Linked DNA regions of Homo sapiens: region 1 is linked to region 2. The links are chromatin loops, found by intact Hi-C in ENCODE. Cell type or tissue: IMR-90. All regions are shown on one strand. Each heading gives the region's core, and the rest is flanking DNA. Links, peaks and the distances in the headings are about the cores only. Region 1 overlaps LOC107986195 (a long non-coding RNA gene). Region 2 holds the start of LOC107986320 (a long non-coding RNA gene).

Evidence for each region. A loop is a pair of places that touch in the nucleus more often than their neighbours do. Peaks named below come from ENCODE experiments on the same cell type or tissue, not always from the same donor. Only the 100,000 strongest peaks of a DNase experiment are listed, where the experiment ranks them.
Region 1: a loop joins it to region 2, with 2.6 times the contacts of the local background. A loop is called at or near these places in 2 of 110 quality-filtered maps.

What each region holds. Positions count from the first base shown.
Region 1 is chr4:148,774,848-148,779,252 of GRCh38, forward strand. The region is part of intron 2 of LOC107986195 (a long non-coding RNA gene); the gene reads left to right. Among named protein-coding and RNA genes, the nearest start is that of NR3C2, 330 kb to the left of the region's middle. In IMR-90, for the core only: no CTCF peak of the experiment used is centred there; a DNase peak (open chromatin) is centred at 2,284; H3K4me3 peaks cover 341 bases; H3K27ac peaks cover 407 bases.
Region 2 is chr4:149,262,049-149,266,453 of GRCh38, forward strand. All of the region lies in intron 12 of LINC02355 (long intergenic non-protein coding RNA 2355), which reads left to right. It overlaps LOC107986320 (a long non-coding RNA gene), which reads right to left and starts at 2,377. Exons shown (of 4, transcript XR_001741885.1): 1 at 2,270-2,377; 2 at 51-187. In IMR-90, for the core only: a CTCF peak has its summit at 2,313 (motif pointing left); a DNase peak (open chromatin) is centred at 2,293.

The DNA.
Region 1 (4,405 bases), core at 91-4,090, 490 kb before region 2:
AAAACATTGATTTTTGTGACTGTTCTCTTTGCTGACTTGGTGACTGCATTGGTTGTGCTTGGTTTCCTAAATTTTCAGTCTCATAAATAGTTTGCTTGAGGTATTATATGATGATTATAAAATTCTAGGCTTACAACAGACTCTTCAAATTCAAGAGGAAGACATGGGAAGGCTTTGTAAATACTCAAACTGATGAATATCACAGTAATGAATTATTTCTCCCATAAAACTTTTTATAGTCTAAGATGCAGAACTTAGATTCTTCCACATTCTCTTTCATTTCTGCTTCTAGCACTAGCAACTCCCTCTCTTTTGAGGAATATTTTTTCACAGGAAAACAAAATTTATATCACCTCATGATCTGATCTGTACTGTGTTGGCACAAGTAGAGAATAATAGATGTAAGTTGCGCTGTGGATGATGAGGTTATAAGCATTACACTTGCATCATGTCCAGCTCAAATTTTTCCCCTTCGAAGTTACTTGCTGTTGGTAAAACCAAGAATGTTAAATCTGTGAATGCTGAGAGCTTGCCATGTTGTCTAACCTAACATATCTTTACATGATAAAGCTCCTAAGGCTTTCTTTAATAGATAGATGGTGTTTAATGTGGCTGGGCAGCATTTTAATTAGTGAGAGAAAAGCATGAATCTCTCCCCATCATAGGAGTCTGCATTGCCTTCAAATTTCTCTAGATATTTCAATATGGCTTCTCTCCACACTGAGTTTGAGGACCTCTGAGCTAAACAACCTGTGGAAGATTCTCTCAAATTGTAGGTGTCTGGGGCCAAGGATTCAGAGTGAACACCATGTCGGTTGTTCGGTGAGAAAGCTCCAACATAAAGGAGCAGTAATTCGTTGCCAGAGCACGCTGCTCAGGGGCCTGCAAGACAGTACTGGTGAGTCAAATATGGCATCACACTTGTCTCTTCTATTTCTCACAGGAGTAGGGTTTCTTTGCAGGTTGAAATGTGGTATGATGGTGTTGAAGGGTAAACATGGCTCCATTATCACCCGCTATTAGGAAGCAGAATCTGTGGCCCTAGTAGCAATACCTCAGTAATTTTGGACCACTAAGTTGGGGCCTAAAGAGTGCAGGACTCCAGTCCAATGTTGCGATATTGGCAAGACACAGTTTGTCTTAGTGCACAGTGTAAAATAATAGGGTGGGACCAGATCTCTGAGATTCTGGAAATCTGATCTCTTTAGATTCTTCACACAAGTAAAGCACTGTGAAATATTAGAAATTTACATGGCCTAAATTATTTTACAAATTATAGAAGTCAGCAACATAAGTAAAATGTCTTTTAAGATGTTTATAAGGTCTTGTTTCTAATTGCATAAGTATCTATAACTACTACAATCATATTGTTTTGGGAAATTTTGTGTTTAATAATAGATCCTTGATTGGAATGATAATTTTCTTCTTGCTACACTTAATACTGATTTTAGTGAGAGTATTATTTCTAAAACTTACAGCAGATTTGGACATACTGGAAAGGGCTCAGAGACATGTAAATAAGTAGTTTTAAAATGAAGTCCAGGAGAAATTGTAATGGCTTTTTCCTTGTTTTTGTTTTCTTTTAGTTTGGGGACGATAAGCCTATGATTGTATTAATACTTATTGAAACATCCAGATAAAATGAGAGTATTTGAAAACCATCAGAATATTTTGTCTGTAATAATCTAGATATTTAGGTCCTGTACTAGACCTCTAACAGATTATTCTAAAGCCCAGGAAGTATAGAGGTAACTACTGCTATACCAAGATTAAAAGGAAACAATCCCTTGATGTGTTTTTGCATGATTTGTATGGGCTTCTCTAGACTATGCATAATCACAAGGGAAGCCAATTTGTATAATTTTTCCCCCAAATCTGATTTGACCTTTACTGGATTTCACACAGTGAGAACAAAATTAACCAAATTTCAAGGGCTTACATTTGGTTCCAAATGCATTACACATTTCCAGATTTTTTTCAAATGTTGTAAATACTTATTGCTAACTTGCTTTTGTAAGTGAAGCAGATGTATACCGTTGATAATAACACCAAAGGAATACTTTAATTTATTAATTAGAATGTTTATGGCTTCTTTAAGGCTGTGCTTCCATGCAAGCTAAGGCAGTGATCTGTGAATTAGTTTCTATTTGCGAAGGTAGAGTTGCTATGGATATTTAAACAGGATTGAAGTGAAAGAGAACGTTCGCTGGCTAAACCAAAGCATTATAACATTTTAGTGAAGTTTAGATTTTGTTTCACATTCCAAACTCACAAATGAATTTCCCCAAGCATGAAAGGCAGCAGATGAGAAGGCTGAGAAGGCTCAAAGGAATGCAGTCACTGCAAAGTGAAGTGCAGTCACTGCTTTCTGTAGAGCTGCCATCATTTCACTTTAATCTCTATTTCCTTAGTGCAATCATGATTTCTTTTGTGGTCACCTACAACTAAAAAAGTGGAAAGGATAACAAAGAACTGTTAAGTTGTTCTTTCAATAGTTGGATGAAAGATCATTTTGGCTCAAGAGACTGGAGGAGAACTTGAGGAAGGAACCAAATCAATTCCTTTTCCACAATTTTGTTCCAAAAATGTCTCAAGATTGAAATTGATTGAGAAGTCTCAGATTACTTTAGCACTTTGGAAGACAGACTCAACAAATGGTCCTGATAGGGTGAATTTCTTATTCTCTGATCTGATCTCATCTAGATTATCTTAACCAGAGATACAGAGAGGGGATGAGAGAAGACCTAGACTAAATATCTGATATACCTACAGAATTTATTTCTTTCATCCTTGGCTTTAAGAAGACTGACAGCTCAGCTCAAACTCCAGTTGGCGTTAGAGAAGCTTTTTAGTTAGCAGGGTATTGGGGACAACACTGCAAATGACAACATGCATTTTTGAAGGCTCCTTGGCTATGCCAGCTTTCTGTAATTTGCATTTAATTACTTATCAGCCTCAGCAGCTAATGCTTTTCTTTCGGCTGAAAATGAGTGTTTTGTTGGTGTTGTAATAGAACTTGTATATTAAATCTTTGCAACTGATAGAAAAAAGTATAGCAGATAAGAACAGAGAAACTTACAGGAGTAGGTAGACTTAGTTATTGGGGCATCAAAATACAAAGAAGGAGGGATGACATTGAGGGATGACATTGAGCCAGGACAGATGAAGGTTGCCATCCATATGCTCATTAAATATGACCATGGAAAGCACAAGTGACTCCCAACTGTGTGCTGCCAAGTAAATGACACTATGGGCAAGAGAAATCCTGGATTGCAAAACCACTCCCAAAGATATACATAATATGGATAAAATTGGTTTGATTTTTCAAAGTATACTCCCCAGAGATCTGACAAATATGATGGCTTTATAAAATGTATTCAAATTAATATGGCAGAACTTAGAAAATGATTATACAGATATGAGTTGCTTAATGACAGAGGTACATTCTGAGAAATGTGTTATGTGATTTTGTCATTGTGCAAACATCATAGAATGTATTTGTGCAAACATCATAGGATGTATTTACACAAACCTAGGTGGTATAGCTGACTACACACCTAGGCTATATGGGATAGCTTATTGCTCCTAGGCTACAAGCCTGTACAGTATGGCATATACCTGTACTGCATACTGTAGGCAACTGTAACACAATCATAAGGATTTGTGTTACTGAACATATTTAAACATAGAAAAGGTACAGTGAAATATGGTATAAAAGATAAAAAATGGCACACTTGTGTAGGGCACTTATGAGTGGAGCTTGCAGGACTGTAACTTTTTTACCTTATAAACTTTAAATTTTTAAAAACTTTTTGACGCCTGTAATAACACAGCTTAAAACACAAACACATTGTACAGCTGTACAAAAATATTTTCTTTCTTTATATCTTTATAAGTTTTTTTCTAGTTTTACTACTTTTATTTTTTACTCTTTAGATATTATGTTAAAAAACAAAGACATAAGCACACATGTTAGCCTAGGACTACACAGTGTCAGGATCATCAGTATCACTGTATTCCCCTTCCACATCTTGTTCCACTGGAAGGTCTTCAGGGGCAATAACATGCATGGAGCTGCCCTCTCCTGTGATAACAACGCCTTCTTCTGGAATATCTCCTGAAGGACCTGCCTGAGGCTGTTTTACAGGTAACTTTTTTTTTTAATAGGTAGAAGGAGTACACTCTAAAATAATGATAATAGTATAGTATTGTAAATACATAAACCAGTAACATCATCATCAAGTATTATGTACATAACGACTGTACATCATTGTATATGCTAAGACTTTTATTTGACTGGCAGTGCAGTAGATTTGTTTCCACCAGCATCACCACAAACATGTGAGTAATGCATTGCACTGACACTAGGTGATAGGAATTTTTCAGCTCCATTATACTCTTAACA
Region 2 (4,405 bases), core at 323-4,322:
TGGCAGGCCCAGGCTCCCTTTAGAGACTCTGAGGGAGAGGTCTTCCTTACCTCTTGCAACTTCTGGTGGCTTCCGTCATTCCACGTGGCTGTATTACCCAAATCTCTGCTCCCTGTGCACCTTTCCATCTCCTCTGTGTGTTTGCGTCCCTTCCTCTATTTTCTGTGTGACTCTCCTTGTAAGACTCCTATAAAAATACTTGTTATTGGATTTAGGGCTCACCTGGAAAATTCAGGATGATCTCATCTTGAGATCCTTAACTTAATTATATTTGCAAAGGTTTCCCACCCACTCCCACCCCAATAAGGTTATATCCACAGGTCCCAGGAATTAAGATGTGGAAACATATTTTTGAGGCCACAGTTCAACCCACTACAACAATGTGGAGTTTATTTCTCTCTAATAAAACCCAGGCAAACAGTCAAATGCTGATATAATCCTCCGTACTGTGTCAGCAACCCAGATTCCTACTGTCTGGTTTTCCTGCTAAAAGCAATTTTCTTTCTGAAGACCCACCATGTAATCCATGATGGTTTCTCCAGCCACCACATCTGATTTTGAGACAGTAGAAAGAGAAATAGAGTAGAAGAAAGCCAAGAATAAAAACTGAAGCCAAAAATGGTATGGCTTTTTTTGGACTTGCATATATACATTTATATTTATATCTCTCTGTAAGAATAGTCAAGTGGCCACTCTGAGCTACAAGAGAAGGTGGGAGAGGCTCTTATTCTAGGAACTCATGTGCTCAGTTAAAATTCGAGGCTTTTATCAAATGTTGGAGGCTAATTGGCAGTCTCTTGTGCAGAGAATCTAGCAGTGATGATTGGCTAGCTAACCTGGCCCTTTCCTAGTCTTTTGGTCCTTTGATCTAAGAGCTCATCTCACAATCCGAGTTGCCCTTGCTACCCAGAATGGTCACAGGTCCAGTTTTGGCCAATGAAACTTGGGTAGAAATTGCTCAGGGCTTCTGGGGATAATGAGCATTCCTGATGAAACAGCAGACTCGGCTTGTGCTTGACATTCATGTAGCCATCTTGTTATCATGAAAGAGTTTTCCAAATGAAATGTAGAGCTGCCCATGTTGTCCTAGACTCCTTATTGGGTATGAAACATAAACTCCATATTTTAGGCCTTGGTAAGTTTAACTAGCTTTCCTGTTACTTGCAGCAAGCACATTCTTAAACAATATCAGGCCATGAGATACATGCACATATTAAAGGATATTAAGCCATGTAAAGCAACGTATCATAGGGCACTGTGACAGAGCCCAGAAGAGGGGAACCCTCTATTGCTCACATGGTTCAGAAGGAGCTGATTCCTAAACACCAGGATTGATGAATTTGGCAATGTGGGAAAAGTGGACTTCTGGATGACATTAAGACTTAATTGACTTTTCATGACCATAACTTCCAACAACTTGGATTGTTCTAGTCACTTGTTACCTGCAACCACTTAGATTGCCACATTAAGGGGAAAAAAATCATCCTAAGAAGAATCGTATGCTGTACCACTCACCTCAGGTTTAATAGTGCTGATGAAAATTACCTTGGAAAGGACTAGAAAAAAAACTAAGACCTAAGAGAGAAAGGTGCTATTTGGGGGAAGGCAGGCGGGGAAGAAAAGTAGATATGGAATGTAAGAGGAAAGAGGAGAGGATCAAAGTTTTGAGGGAAACAGAAAAGAGTTTGGAAAGGCTGCTCTTGTTTAAAAAAATCTTCTCCACCCATGCTGGTGCCACTTTCTTGCCGCTTCAAGAGAGTTCAAAACAGATTTATAACAGTATTGAAGGCTTCTGGAGTAACATCTGAATTTCTTTTGAATTATATACAATGTAGACAGCAAGATAAATAAATAAAATAAATAAATAAAATAGATTTATTTAAGCAAGGCATATGGGGAAATATTTGCACCTCTAAGGTTGAAAAGACAGCAAAACTCAGCAAACTCTACATAGTATAAATTCAATTATGATCACACAAGATCATCTTGAACTACATAAGTACTTTTACTCAAAGCAGAAACACTTGAGAAGCTGGGCACTGAGCTAACCATAGAATCATTCACCCCTTTAAAAAAAAACACACAAAAAAAAATGCATAAGACACAGAAAACAAATATGGCCTGATATATGGGTTGTTTGCACATTCGTTTCAATAGAATTCTACTTTTATTGCTTTTTAAAAATAGTGTGCACAGCATGAAAATAACCATCATGAGCATGTCTCCATAAATCATTTTTCCCTGTGCTGAAGGAGCACAATTTCCCTACCTGAGGAGCAGTCAGTTGGTGTTTACTTGCTACACTGTGCCATCTGGTGGCAAGTGCTAAAAATTGCAGACACAAGGTCCCTGGGTTCCAGAGAGACTCTCAGGCCGTATACCTAGAGGTGTCAACCCAATGCAAAAGAAATAAATACAATGACTCTCTTTAAAGACATGGGTTGAAGCCAAAGATCAAGTTATTTGTTAGTTATTCTCATTGGTATTCCTAATATATATAATATCTTCCCAGTAAAAATTACTTTATGAACAAATTGATTCTTAATAGCAATAATTTTCAGTTTGCACAATACTGCAGTTTTCAAATCCCCATTCATATTCACTAATGCACAAGATGAGCAGGAATATTGCACCTTTCTCACAAATGGAAACTGAGGTTCAGGTGGGTTAAAGAAATTGCTCAAGTTTGCAAAGCTTATATTAGAAAAAACAAGCAACTACTGAAGCACAAATAAAGACTTTCTCTGTTTCCAGTCTAGATGTTTCCTTTATAACGATCCTGTCTCTCCATGCTTAGCGTGGGATGAAGCAGTTTTAGTTGAAGCTAGGTTGAAGCTTTAGGTGTAGCTGGAAATAGTTTTTTAAGTTAGGTGCTATTTTGGTAAAGTAGTAGTTGCAAGCTTCCCCAAAGGAGTCTGAAAGAAGATTCAGCAGACCTTGGTGACAAGAGTTGTGCATCCTAAAGTTTAATATACGACTTCTTTTGCTTGTTTGTTTTTCCTTCAGGCCTTGTATTTACATATATGCAATACCATCTCTTTGTCTTTGTGTTTTATTCTCCTGCCCTGTCTTGCAATTTATTCTTTGTTAGCCTGCTTTTCATCAGAAGAACCACCTACTTTTCAGTAGCTTTCTTTTTTTCAGGTGGCCTCTCACTCCCTCCCGGTAGATGTATTCCTTTCAGGGTTAATCAAAGGATGATATTTAAGTTGTCATCTCTGCTTGGGCATCTAGATGGCTTGTGCCATTCATATCAATGAGACCTTTTCAACCCTAATATCTGTTTCAGTGATCTATGGAGTGCAGCCTTGAAACTTAATTATGGTGATGTTTCAGAGGCTCATGGACAGATTTAAGCATCCTGCTTTCACATCATTAGACAGTCCCAAGTTCCAGTGCTCTAAAAGATTGAAGACCAGTCTACTGTATGTCTTACCTTCATTATGATCTGTAGGAACAAGCCTACATTTCTCAGACTCTGTTAGAAGGTTTTTTATCTTTTGGCTGTGATATTTCACTTCGTATAAGACAATTGAAATGTAAAGCCTTTGTGAAAAATGCCTACGTAAGCCAATGAATATCATCCCAAATATCAGTAAGTAGTTTGATCATTGCTATATAGTTTTGTACATTCTTAGACTTGGGCAATGAGTCCTGAAGCCACTCCAGGGCCAAAAAGGGGGCTTATTAACCTCATATTCATCTAAAATAATCTTCTGGGAAAACACGATAAATATGCATTTTATGACATGTCATCATTATTGGTTCATCAAAACTATTTAAATATATGCAGATTTCAAAATTTATCTACAATTGCGTAACATCGTCTTCCCAATAGTTATCAGAACACTGAAAATTCCAAATTTTTATTTTGCTTTATTCCATTTATCAGCAGCAGCAATAAAGATTTTGGAATAGAACTTGGGTAGCAATTTGGGGATGATGTATTAGCCCTTCCTCAGCTACAGTTGCTCTAGAGGACTGATTAATATAAATGTCAGCTTATTTGTAAACTAGGAATATGTAACACAGAAAAGAACTGATAGTGCCATTTCCAGAGCCTCCTTTCAAGCCTAAATGAACTGTAGTTGGGTAAGGGCCACAGTCGATAAACACTCGAAGTAATATTGCCTAAAGTGACAAAAAATACAGTGGCATCAATCTCCTTTCAAGGCCAAGAAGCTGCTTATTCAGTTTCAAGAGCTTAGCATATAAATACAGTTTACAAGTAATTTTAAAATGATCACGAAATCCTGTGTATATTTGACTGTTAAATCAAAAGGAAGCCTGTGGTGTTGCTCAAGCCCAATAATCACTTTTTAATATTCCTGGGGAGGCAGCAGCATGATGAAAAGGATAAGGAAGGTATAAATCAACTGAAGGAATTCAGAGTGAAAGACCTTCA